2 separate regions of the Homo sapiens genome follow, and region 2 is linked to region 1. Evidence: chromatin loops called from intact Hi-C (ENCODE). Cell type or tissue: sigmoid colon. All regions are shown on one strand. Links, peaks and the distances in the headings refer to the core of each region. The heading gives the core; the rest is flanking DNA.

Evidence for each region. Peaks named below come from ENCODE experiments on the same cell type or tissue, not always from the same donor. Only the 100,000 strongest peaks of a DNase experiment are listed, where the experiment ranks them.
Region 2: it touches region 1 in a loop (8-fold over the local background); 2 of 110 quality-filtered maps call a loop at or near these places.

What each region holds. Positions count from the first base shown.
Region 1 is chr1:229,112,545-229,118,657 of GRCh38, forward strand. All of the region lies in intron 2 of LINC02815 (long intergenic non-protein coding RNA 2815), which reads right to left. Among named protein-coding and RNA genes, the nearest start is that of LINC02815, 39 kb to the right of the region's middle. RefSeq lists enhancers at 3,362-3,863, 3,864-4,363. In sigmoid colon, for the core only: no CTCF peak of the experiment used is centred there; DNase peaks (open chromatin) are centred at 2,047, 3,777, 5,327, 5,587 and 2 weaker places.
Region 2 is chr1:228,800,387-228,806,499 of GRCh38, forward strand. No RefSeq gene overlaps it. Among named protein-coding and RNA genes, the nearest start is that of RHOU, 68 kb to the left of the region's middle. In sigmoid colon, for the core only: no CTCF peak of the experiment used is centred there; a DNase peak (open chromatin) is centred at 2,255; H3K27ac peaks cover 1,295 bases.

The DNA.
Region 1 (6,113 bases), core at 812-5,811:
CCTGGGCAACAGAGTGAGATCCTGTCTCTAAAAAAAATACAAAAAAGAATGAGTATTTAGTGGTAGAGTTTCGAAGGACAAAAGCACAGTTAAAAAAAGACTTAAGTTCTCTGGGCCAAGAGAAAGTAGCAAATGATGGGCACCGCTCTCTTTAAAGTACACTTTCCTGACTCAGCTGTCCTCTTTTCCTCCTCCATTCCCACCAATTCTGGGCTACAGGCTTTTCCTCTACTCTCCCACAGCATCCTCCCTGAGCCCTCAATCAAAGCACCTACAATACTGCCCTCATAGGGAGGTGCTATCTTTCTGTCTTTCCCTGAGCGCTGGGACCCATTGCATTTCACCCATTTATCCCCAAGGCCTAGCACATGTCTAGCACAACACAGCAATTAAATAAACCCTGTGGAATAAATTAATTGTGGAATAGCCTGGTTTCCATGGATGGTTATACAGGTTGTGCACTGCACAACCATGTGCAACATTCCTGGAAAAAGACAGAAATTTATTGATTGGTTGGGGGTTTTGAATAGCCAAGGAAAACTATTTGACCATTGCATGCCCTCTACCTGGGAAAATCACATACCCTAACAACTTCTTAGGCCTTACTGCATGGTCACATGGGGTAACATTCATACAGTTTCTCCAGCTCTCTAGTCTGCCCACAAAGGTGATATTGTTCAAAGGGGCAATCTTTCCTTGCCTTCCACCAGTCTATTCTTAACTTGACCCAGGTAATCTCTTTCACTGCTTACCAAAGATATTTCAGCTCCAGCTATCCTGTTTGCAGAATGGTGACGTATTCCATTAGGCAGGCAGGGCCTAACAAATATCCTCTCTGAAGCCATCAGAAATTGTGTCACTTAAACCTGGGCCTGGCAAGAGCCCCAGGCCCCAGCATGTCTCAGAATGCCCAGCACTTGCTGTCTGCCATGTCTCAGAACACCCACCATCAGGACCAGCCAGGAAGAAGGAAGAGCTTTCATCACAAGCACACTGCGACAGGGGGCCTACATTGAGTTCCCCTCAAGAACCATCCAGTGGCACAAGCTTCATGGAGACTAAGGGATTTTTCTAGGGTAACTGGTTTTCCAACCATATTACTCAGGTCATGAGAGAATCACAGGTGTTAGGTCTGGATGCACGCTTAGAAACCATCTGGCATCCCCCTCGCTTTACAGATGAGGATGCAGAAGCTCAGGGACACAGCCAAAGCTCAACCATCCATGGAAGTGATGGGCACAGAGAGTCAGAAAGATGAAAGCTCATGAGGGCCTGTCACCACCAACTCTTCCCACCAGACCTGTGCAGAGGAATCTAACTTAGAAGTTAAACCTTTTGGAGAATCCCTCCTACTCACTCTCTACAGCCCCTCCACATCGTGCAGGCAGGCTGTGTGCTGTTAGAACACGGCATTCTTACTCAGAACTCCAGGCCTTTGCTTCTGCCATTCCTCCCACCAGGAATGCCTTTTCCTTCCTCTCTAGCCATATCTTATGTTTCCTTCAGGGACCAGCTCCAGTGCCATCTTTGAGAGGGACCTCCCTTCTTTCTATTCTACAGAGTAAATGATTCCCTCCTTCACACTCCTCTGACGGTGAGAAACTTCCTTTAGGAAGGTGATCGAGTTGTTTTTCTGCCTGGATCACTTTCGTGCTCATCACCCTCAGATTTCAAGCCATTTATCTCTTCTTTGTCCTTCTGGGACTGACTCAGATGCCACCTCCTTCAAGTAGACTTCCCCGACTGGCTCCCCTCCCATTTTGCCTTCCAATGATCCTGCTTATTTCCTTCATTGTGTTCATCACCAGCTGTAATTTTACATTTGCTCTTACTTATTTGCTTATTAAAAAGTATTTATTGCACTCTTGCTACATTTCAGTCACTTTCAGATGCAATGATAACAGGAAAGATGGGATGCATGCTCTCAGGATGTTACATCCTGGTACAGTTGAGACAAGAAACAGGAAACACCACAGACACTATGATGAACAATTGCAGACGGTGCCGGGTGACAGATGAGGCAGTAAATCCAGGCGAGGGGTGAGGGCAGCTTGGCCAAGGTCCATACCACTACTTAGTGCCTGGAAAGCATGCTCCATAAGGACGGGGACTCTGTACCTGGGCTGCTAGGGCACCCGAGGGGCCACAGGCAGGCAATGCACATTCACTGAAGATGTCAGTGGGTATTCCTTTCTCATCCGCCCAGCACCAGACCCTGAGCCCCTCAAGGGAAGAGATTACTTATAATTTATCTCTGTATGTCCTATACCTGACCCATAGCAATATGAGTGTGTCCCCCCAAAAGACCCATTCTCCATCTCATCTTCAGGGAACATAAAGCAGATCAGAGAAGGTAAGCCGCCTTCCTCCTCTCATTCAATGCAAGAAATGATGCACAGCTGCTTTATCTATGGAATGTGACAAATGACCTTGTATTTATTCTACTTGGCTTAGCTCATCAGTGCTTTGCCAACTGTGTATTGTGGCTCATTTATCCATCTGATACACCTTTATTGGATGTGCACAGATGTCAGTGGCACTGTGGATCACCATAACTCCTCAAGTGGGAGCTGCCCCAGCCTCCCTCCAAACCGAGCTCCCCCCTCCCCGCTCCACCCCATCCCGCTCCCTGAAATCTGATCCCTCCCTGGAAGCACACAGGAATCTTTCCTGTCTGGGAGACCACAGTATCCCCAGTCCCTAACACAGTGCCATGCTTACAGCAGGGGCTTAGTCAATGTTTTGCAGATAAATGGGGCCCTGCTGGGGACTCAGGGGTGGGGTGCAAAGATGCATCACATTGGTGGTGCAACAGGATTTGTTTGAAAGGCAGGGATAGGCTGGGCGCGGTGGCTCACGGTTGTAATCTCAGCACTTTGGGAGGCTGAGGCAGGCCGATCTCCTGAGGCCAGGAATTCGAGACCAGCCTGGCACAGTGAAACCTCGTCTCTACTAAAAATACAAAAATTAGCTGGGTGTGGTGGCGGGTGCCTGTAATCCCAGCTACTCGGGAGGCTGAGGCAGGAGAATCGATTGAACCTGCGAGGCAGAGGTTGCAGTGAGCCAAGATCACGCCACTGCACTCTAGCCTAGCCTGGGCAACAGAGCTAGACTCCATCTCAAAACAAAAAAAGCAGGGATTTCTGAGTCTATTTAGACTGGAGCACCAACCACATGCTTTTGGGCAGTCACTTGGAGCCCTTGTCTATCACTATAACAGGATGCTGCTTTCCACGCAGGATCCATGCCCTTTAATCAGAACTGCATATGGGAAAGCTCAGCAAAGCCATATGGCCATATACACAGAAATGACGGTGATAGTATCCCTATGACTGAGAGCATGGCAAGAAGAAACTGGAGGAGTTTCCAGGTTTCTCGGGGATGGGATTCCCACTCATGGTTTAAGGCACAGAATCAACGTTGTCTCTCTAGGAAGCCTCCCCATCTACTGGAGCCCCTGGGGTGCATCACCGAGTCACAGCACCCGCTGCTTCACTGCTGTTATCTGCTGCTTGTCTGACTCCCCCACTACTCCGAGGGGTCACTCAGGACCAGAATGGTGTCTTATTTATTTTGAAACCTCGGCTCATAACAGAAGGCCCTGGCACATAGAAAATGTTGTATAAACTTTTGCTGAACTGAATTCTTATTCCAACCTTCTCTCAGATTTATTAAAGACACAAAAGGCACGTCTGTAGACTGAAGACGTTTTTGGCTTCGCACCCAGCTCTTGGTCTAACTCAGTGTGTGCGGCCAGGATCCGTAATGATGTGTTATGGAGACGAGTAACGTTGTTGGATACTGAGCAGTGCGTTCAGGCCGCATTCCTGTGGGCACGCGCTCAAGTCCATCATCCCTCAGCAGAGGCCGCGTATCACACTGGAACACACACAGCCTCTGCAACCAGACCCCGGGCCAACGTGTGGCACCCAAGTGTGAACAGTGGGGTCCTTCAGTGAGGTACTTAAACTCTCTGTGCCTCAGTTTCTCTTCTGTGAAATAGAATGGTAATAATGCCTGGCATCTGGGGTCATTGGGGGGATTAAATGAGCTAATACATGCAAAGAACTGAGAAAGCATTGACACATGACAAATGCCGTGTGGATGTCAGCTATTGTTCCTACTGAGGCAGGACACACAGTGGCCTGGTGGGAGGGGCGGGGTTTGATGTTGCAGGTATTACTGGAAGCCTTCTCCTTGCCCGACTTCCCCAGATATTTCTTCCACATCCTCACCTTGGTGGCTTTTGTGATAAAAAAAAAAAAAAAAAAAAAAAAAAAGATGGCAGTAGACATAATGCCTCCCAGGATTCTGTATCCCCATCCCCAACCATCCCCAGTCCTTATCTGGGTGGTCAGGACCACGGCTTCTGGGGTGCATCCCTGTCACTCAGCTGGACTCCAACTCCTTGGTCACCAGCACAGAGCCTAGTGCCAGGTCAATACTTAGAATATGGTATGTGGATAGGCTGCTCCTTGTTGCTAGACTGGCTGGGGCTGTAAGTTCTATATAAAAGAGTTCTCCATGAGGAAAAGAGTAAAATGCATAATTGTGGATCTGAATTCATCCAAGGCAATTATGGTGAAGCCACCCCTCTGGCCAGTGACCTGTATGTGCCCGCAGCTGGTTTAAGGGTAGAAATGTGGCCCAGCTCTGTTGGCTGTGACAGGAAAGGGAGAAGTCTCCCAAGAGGCATCTGAGGAAGATCTCTTTGGTCTAAATTTAAAAAGAAAAAAAAATGCTTGGCAGGAAATCATCGCCTTCTTCTACTGAACGTTCTTGTAGAATAAGGGGTCCTGACACTGTGGCATTTACCCTACGACCATGCAGTGGGCCTATGACAAAGATGCAGGATGAAGATGGGGCTCAACAATATGGTGGAGCCTCGAAGCCAACCAGCGCGCAAGCTCTCTCGCCACATGTTCTTGGAGATGGTATTTTCACCTCCTTGGCTGAGCTCTTGGGGGTTGCTTTTTCTGTTATGGGACCAGTTAGGATGCATTTGGCTGATAGTCACCAAAAAACCAACTAGCCGATGATTTAAATCAGGAGATGGCAAGCTTTTTCTGCAAAGGGCTAGAACATAAATATTTGAGGCTTTGTGGGCCACACAGCCTCTGTCACAACAACTCATGCCTGTCCCTGAAGCTCAAAAACACCACTGGTGAAATGTAAGCACAAGGCTAGCTGTGTGCCAATAAAACACAATTCGCAAAACCAGGCTGGTTTTGGCCCACATGGTTTAAGCCATGAAAACATTCATCGTTTACTTAATTAAAATCCCTGGCAAGATCCCAGGCCTGGCTGGGTAACTGTGACGTGGGCACCTCTGCAGTTTCCCATCCTTCCTCCCCAGGCTCCAAGGTGGAATGGACAGGAGGCCGAGAGGGGTCCCGATGTCCTCCTCACTGCCCGGCACACTGGCCTTGCATTTCATGTGCCATCCTCAGTGGCAAGGCGAGGTGCTGTCTCAGCCTCTGTCGTGAGAAATGAGCAAGTGGGGAAATGGGTGGGGACGGCTCCGGGGAGCTGACCAAGAGCGTCAGCCACGTGACTTGTCAAGGAGACCCAGGGAGCAGTGACTGAGAGAGGAGGCCAGCCTGGGAAAGGAGCCAGGTGCGCCAGCCCCCGCCCTGGGGCCAGGACAACAGCTTCCATGCACACACAAGAAGCAGAAAACTTTTTTTTTTTTGAGACAGACTTTTGCTCTAATCACCCAGGCTGGAGTGCAGTGGTGTGATCTTGGCTCACTGCAAGCTCCACCTCCCAGGTTCAAGCGATTCTCGTGCCTCAGCCTCCCGAGTAGCTGGGATTACCAGCAGCTGCCACCATGCCCGGCTAATTTTTTATATTTTTAGTAGAGACAGGGTTTCGCCATGTTGGGCAGGCTGGTCTTGAACTCCTGACCTCAGGTGATCTGCCTGCCTTGACCTGCCAAAGTGCTGGGATTACAGATGTGAGCCACTGTGCCCAGCCAAACTTATTTTTAAATATTAAATTTCAATTAAATTAATATGAATTTTACAACTTAACAAAATCGCAGAGACAAAAGGAACACTCAGGAAGTAATTTGAAGTACACTGTCAGAAAGGTGTCTTATGATCTGATTGTGA
Region 2 (6,113 bases), core at 369-5,368, 310 kb before region 1:
CACATTCACACAACTTTTGTTACAGTGTATTGTCATAATTGTTCCTCTTCTTCTTGTTGCCAATCTCTTACAGTGCCTAATTTATAAATTAAATTTTATCATATATATGTAGTATATAGGGTTTGGTACTATCCGAGGTTTTGGGCATTCACTTGGGGTCTTGGAATGTATTCTCCATAAATTAGTTGAGTGGGGGGGCAACTGTATCTTGAATGTAGCTCTTGATTTACATCATCCAGGTAACATCACAGAAGAAGATGGGACTTTTCCAGCTACAAAGGTGTTTATGATACCGAAATAAAGTCCAGGAGTCCCAGGGAAAATTCCAGGATTTTATCATGTCTTCCTGCATAATAACTTTGTCCTCCCCTAGTGAGCCCTGGCTCAGCAAATGACACCCATATCCACCCAGTTGTTCAAGCCAGAACACTGGTTGGAAGTTATGTTGATTCACCTTATTCACAGTAGTTATGTTCTATAAAGTCACCATGAACACTGAATTAGTGAATACCAAACCATTGCTCCTAGAGGAAATAAAGGGTTAAGTTCCTGTGTGCAACTAATCACAATTTTATCAACTGATCAATACATAACCTTGCTGTGTATTTGTTTCTGTCTAAAGATACCTTATTCAATACACATTGTTGATTCATTAACACTGAACTCACTGCACTATAATCAACACCTGAACAAAGCTTAACACTGGTATTTTCTTCATAGAGAAATCATAGCCTTTCTGCAGCTCTGAACAAAAGGCAGCATTTCAGCTCTGTTCTGAGAGGCCATTTAAAACAGCAAAATCACCAATAAAAAGCACAAAAAGGCAAAAGATGTATTGTGTAACTAAATAGACCTTGAAAAGGATACTTGATGCAGTGTGACAGCTGAAACAAGCAGGCAGGGTGCCACCTTGTTCCACCTCAGCTAGGAATGTGTGCATTGAGCAACTCAAATTTTTCAGGGCTCTGTGCATTTCTGCAAATGACCATGAAAGCACCATGAGTATTAATTTTAGGGTTACAAACAAATTGTAGTGAGTAGGTAAATTTGCAAATATGGAATCCACAAATAAGGAAGATTGACCGTATATTTGACCCCATTCCCAGTCACCAGTTTAATCAGTTTTACATCCTTTATATCTTTAAAATTGGTCCACTTCTTTTTATCTATACCTTCCACACCTCAGTCCATCCCAACAAACCACTTCTTCTGGATTAACAGGTTGCAGTCAGCCCACATCAACTCCTGTACCTCTTTAGTCTATTTTTCACTGGTGGCAAAAGGGGAGGTTGGCAAAGAGGGCTGTGGAAAGAGATGGGGCAGTTGTTGAAGAGAGAGGAAATTTAGGTTAAAGAAGATTTTAAGGAAGTAGCCTCCTTTTCTCCTTTATCTTGTGTGTGTGTGTTCTTTGTGATAACCTGCTCAGACTAGTTGAAAGGAGAAGACTCAGTGTCACTTGAGTTATGTGTACAATATTAATCTATTTAACTGTCTCCATAACTCTATATGTAGATACTATTATTATGTCTTGTCTTAGTCAGCTCAGGCTGCTATAACAAACTAACATAAAATGGGTGGCTTAAATAAGAAACATTTATTGCTCACTGTTCTGGAGGCTGGGAAGTGGGAAGATCCAGGCACTGGCAGTTAATAATGTCTGGTGGGGGACTGCATCCTGGTGCGTAAATAGCCGCCTAGAGCTCCATTTGAGATTGTGTCAAATTCAGAGAAAAGCATTCAACCAGAACTCAGTGTAATGGACTGGGCTGGATGGAGTAAGCCAATGGCCCTTAGACATTAATGGAGCCTCGAACTCATTGTTTCATGTACAATAAAGGAAAACTTCAGATTTGATTGAACAAAGAACATTAGTTTCCTTATACCAACTTGGGAATCATTCTCAAAATGTGATATTTTGTTTAGTTATATGAATAAACATTATGTCTTCTGATGAAGGATGAACCTTAATATTTGGAGGGGAAAAAAGCTATCACACACTCTCACAACCCCCTACCAGCCTTTGGGCCTTGGGCTGAGGCCAAGGCAGCTGCCCTCAGGGCACAGCAGTGAGCCACTTGACCAGTTTATTCCCCCAGATAGGATTTTGTGCCTCTGGCTTTGAAGTGGAATAAGCACTTCCTATCTGACATGGAACTAGCAAACCAAGGGTCAGGCTTCGCCTGCTCAGAGGAATTAAAGTCGATTGAGAAACACAGCTCTGTTTCTTGCCAAGAGAATCTTGCCAAGAGAATCTTGTCAAGAAACAGCTTTGAAGCTTTCTTCCTCTATCAGAGCTGGAGACTTTGGTACATGGGGTTATCATCACTGCGGCAGCCAAAGCAGCCTCGCTTTGTCTCTAACCCTCGCATCCACACAGCAAAGAACACTTTGAACTGTGTTTTTTGCACGTCCGTGTGTGCCAAGATCTTGTGGGATCCCCTGTTTTTGAAACTAGGCCACTCTCCGATAAGGATGGAGACCTTGCTTCCCTGCTCCCACCAAACAGAGCTTTCTATTGCTGAGTTACAGTGAATACAAGGCGATTAAAACTACAAGCTAATTTATGCTCTCTTGGGAGGAATTAAGGAGATGAAGCAACTGCTTTCTGGGGAGGAGAAGCGATGTGTATTTTTATCTTGCACCACCTTTCACTCTCTAGTTCTGCCTTGTTCTCCACAAATCTGTGTTAAGGCCTCAGCAGGTGCCAGGCACAGCCTCATGGAGACAAAAGCAGCTCCATCTTGGATGCTCATCCGCCATGTTGACTCCTGATTAACCCCAGTTCAGGGAAGGCCTCTGAGATTTTTACTTTCATGTACTTACCTTAACTCCTGCCCTTATGTCAAAACAACCTTGATGTTATTGTAAACACACATTTCCCATACATCCTGCCCTTAGACAAATTCTATATGGTACATAGCCCTGGGTCGTAGGGGTAACTGAGCAGGGATCCACCATCTTGTCTTGTGGCTGCCTGAGATGTGGCCTCTGTTCGTAAAGTCCCTATTAAGTGTTTCTTTCTGAGAAACTAGATTTGTCAGCCTCTGTTTTCAACTTTTCAGCTTCTTTGGACTTTGGGGATAGTTTTGCATAGACCTACTTAGCAGGGCACAGCGACCCAAAGTGTGGTCCTGGCAGCATGGGGGACCATCCAGGCCCTCACAGAGGACACCCTTCCTCCTGGCGGTCTGGCTGCGGCTGCTGGACCTGGTGTTAGGAGATGGCAGTTTAACACACAGCACCTTAACCATCCATGGCTTGCCTTTTCTTTCACAACTTGTCCTCAGGTACAGAGGTCTTCAGAACTTGGTTCCTTTCCAAAAGCAGAGCAGTGTTTTGACACAGGAAAACGCAAGGTCCTTTATGCCTGGAAGAAAGCAGCTTTCTCCTGCCTCCTCCTTGATGCGGTTCCCAGCCACCGCCCCCAGGATGCTCACTCCCTTTTATGAGCTGAGAGAGGCAGACCTTAGGGCCTCCTCCAATAGTTAATATACATTTTTTATATTTTTAAAAATTAACCTATCATAGTTGTACATATTTGAGGGGAAGCATGTGATATTTTGATACATGTATACAACGTGTAATGATGAAATCAGGGTGACTGAGATATCCATCACTTCAAACATTTATCTTTTCTTTGTGTTGGAAACATTATAATTCTCTTTTAGCTATTTTGAAATATACCATAAATCATGGTAAACTATAATTTCCCTACTGTACTATTGAATACTAGAACTCATTCCCTCTATTTAACTGTGTGTTTTTACCTGTTAACCAAGTTCTCTTCATCCTCCCCTCCCTTCTTCCCTTCCCAGCTTCTGGTAACCACCATTCTACTCTTAATCTCCATGAAGTTCACTTTTTTAGATTTCACATAAGAGAGAGAAACATGTGATATTTGTCTTTCTGTTCCTGGCTTATTTCACTTAAATAATGACCTTCAGTTCCATTCATGTTGCTGCAAATGACAGGATTCTGTTCTTTTTAATGGCTGAATAATATTCCATTGTGTATATCAAATATTTCATCTTAACATAAAGTAAGCTGAAGTAAAGATAACTACCCTCAATCAGAGTCTAGAAACATGGCGACTGAGATTTGGGGGTAAGGAGAGCAGTGGAGGGTGGAAAGGTGTTGAGGTACCCTGTGCTTTGCCCACAGCTGGGGCTACACAGGCTGCCTTCTCTCCTTCCTCCTTAGGGTCTAGCACAGTCCTACCTGGCCAGATGCAAGGTCACATTGCTAGCAGACACCCCCCTTCCTCCCTCTTTTCTTCCTCTTCTTCACCCCTCTCATTCTTCACCCTAGTAGCCACTGTGGGTGCCCAAGTCCTGCCTGGGTCCCTTGTCTCCACCTCAGGTGAGCTGGACCTGCTGTGGAGGTGAGCTGGACCTGCTGTGGAGGTGAGCTTTCCCGCTCTTTGGTAGGAAGGAGAAAGCACTGAGCAAGGAGCTGACTGATGGGCTTAGTTGCGAACATGCATGCTGGTCTCAGGCTAGTCTTTCTTTGTCTTCCTTTGCCTGTCCCTGTGAGCCAAGAGCCTTCACCACAGGTACTTGGGGTCAGCTGCAGGAGATTTCCTGGAACTCTGAACTTCTGGGTTTCAGTTTCTCTACCTGTCATATGAGAAGGAACCTGTTTGAGTCTCTCTCACAGCAGGCTGGTGTCTGCACGGAGGCTCTGAGGAGCTCATGGTCATGAAATCTGAGTGCCCCAAACCCACAGACGGAGACAGAGGCACCGCTTCCTGGAAGGCACAGTGAGAGCTGTTAAAATGCTAAACGACCAGGTCAAGCCTCCATATCCCTCGAGAGGCGTTTATGCATTTTACTGGAACACTCTGGCATGAAGCGTTCCCTGAAACAATTAAAAAGATAATGTACTCAGCCTGTGCTCTGTCTGTCTTTACTCTTTGTGCTTTTTCATGACGTTATCCATTCCCAGAACTCAGAGAGCCCCCTCTCCTCTTTCAGTTGACATTTGCTTGGCTGACTGACTCTCTTACTCGCTGTTTCCTTTCCTTTGGATGATTGACTTTTAGCATCATTTCAATGTCTATAACTAAATCAGCAAGGCTTCTAGGTCCAGCACTATAATTCTAAATTTCACTGCTACTACAAACATATCATGTCTGCCGACTGGACCAAGTGATTATAAGTCCCAATTAAACCCTAGGTTTTGCTTTTAAGCCAGTTTCAAGTCAGGCATTTATTCACAGTTGTCTGTAATATCAGGCACTGTGCTAGGCAAATGCGGCAGAAAGTGGCTGAGAAATGGTGCTCATTCTCCCAGAATTCAGAAGGTTTTGGTGAGACAGACAGATAATAGTTAATGAATTTAATGATGACAATGCAGTGATGATCAGTGACGAGCCGATGACTTGATAATGACAATCCATGTGATAAATACAATAGCAATGGTATCATAACGTGACGGGACAGTGAAGAGGAGAGAGTAGCCTAGGATAGGGCTGCACAGATGAGGTGATGTTTGCACCAGGCCTTAGAGGCTAAGGAATCTCAGCAGGGCAAGAAGAACTTCCAGAAAGGGGAGCATCCGTTCATTCATGGAACAAATATCTATGGGGAGTTTGCAGTGTTGCCTAAACAAAAATCAGGAAACCTGACGTGTGTGTTTTTGAAAAAAAATATTTATTACAGAAGTTTTTTGTTCTTTTTTTTTTTTTTTTTTTTTTTTTTTTGAGACGGAGTTTTGCTCTTGTTGCCCAGGATGGAGTGCACTGGTGGAATCTCAGCTCACTGTAACCTCTGCCTCCTGGGTTCAAGTGATTCTCCTGCCTCAGCCTCCTGAGTGGCTGGGATTACAGGCACCCACCACCACGCCTGGCTAATTTTGTATTTTTAGTAGAGACGGGGTTTCTCCACCTAGGTCAGGCTGGTCTTGAATTCCTGACCTCAGGTGATCCGCCCGCCTCGGCCTCTCAAAGTGCTGGGATTACAGGCTTAAGCCACTGCGCCTGGCCAGAAAATTTTAAACATACAAAAGTAGAAAGGCTAGTAAGATAAAGCCCCATATATACATCATCCAGTTTTAATCATGGTTCTTGTGGTCTCCATGCACTCACCCACTACAATTAGCTTCTGCTGTTTATT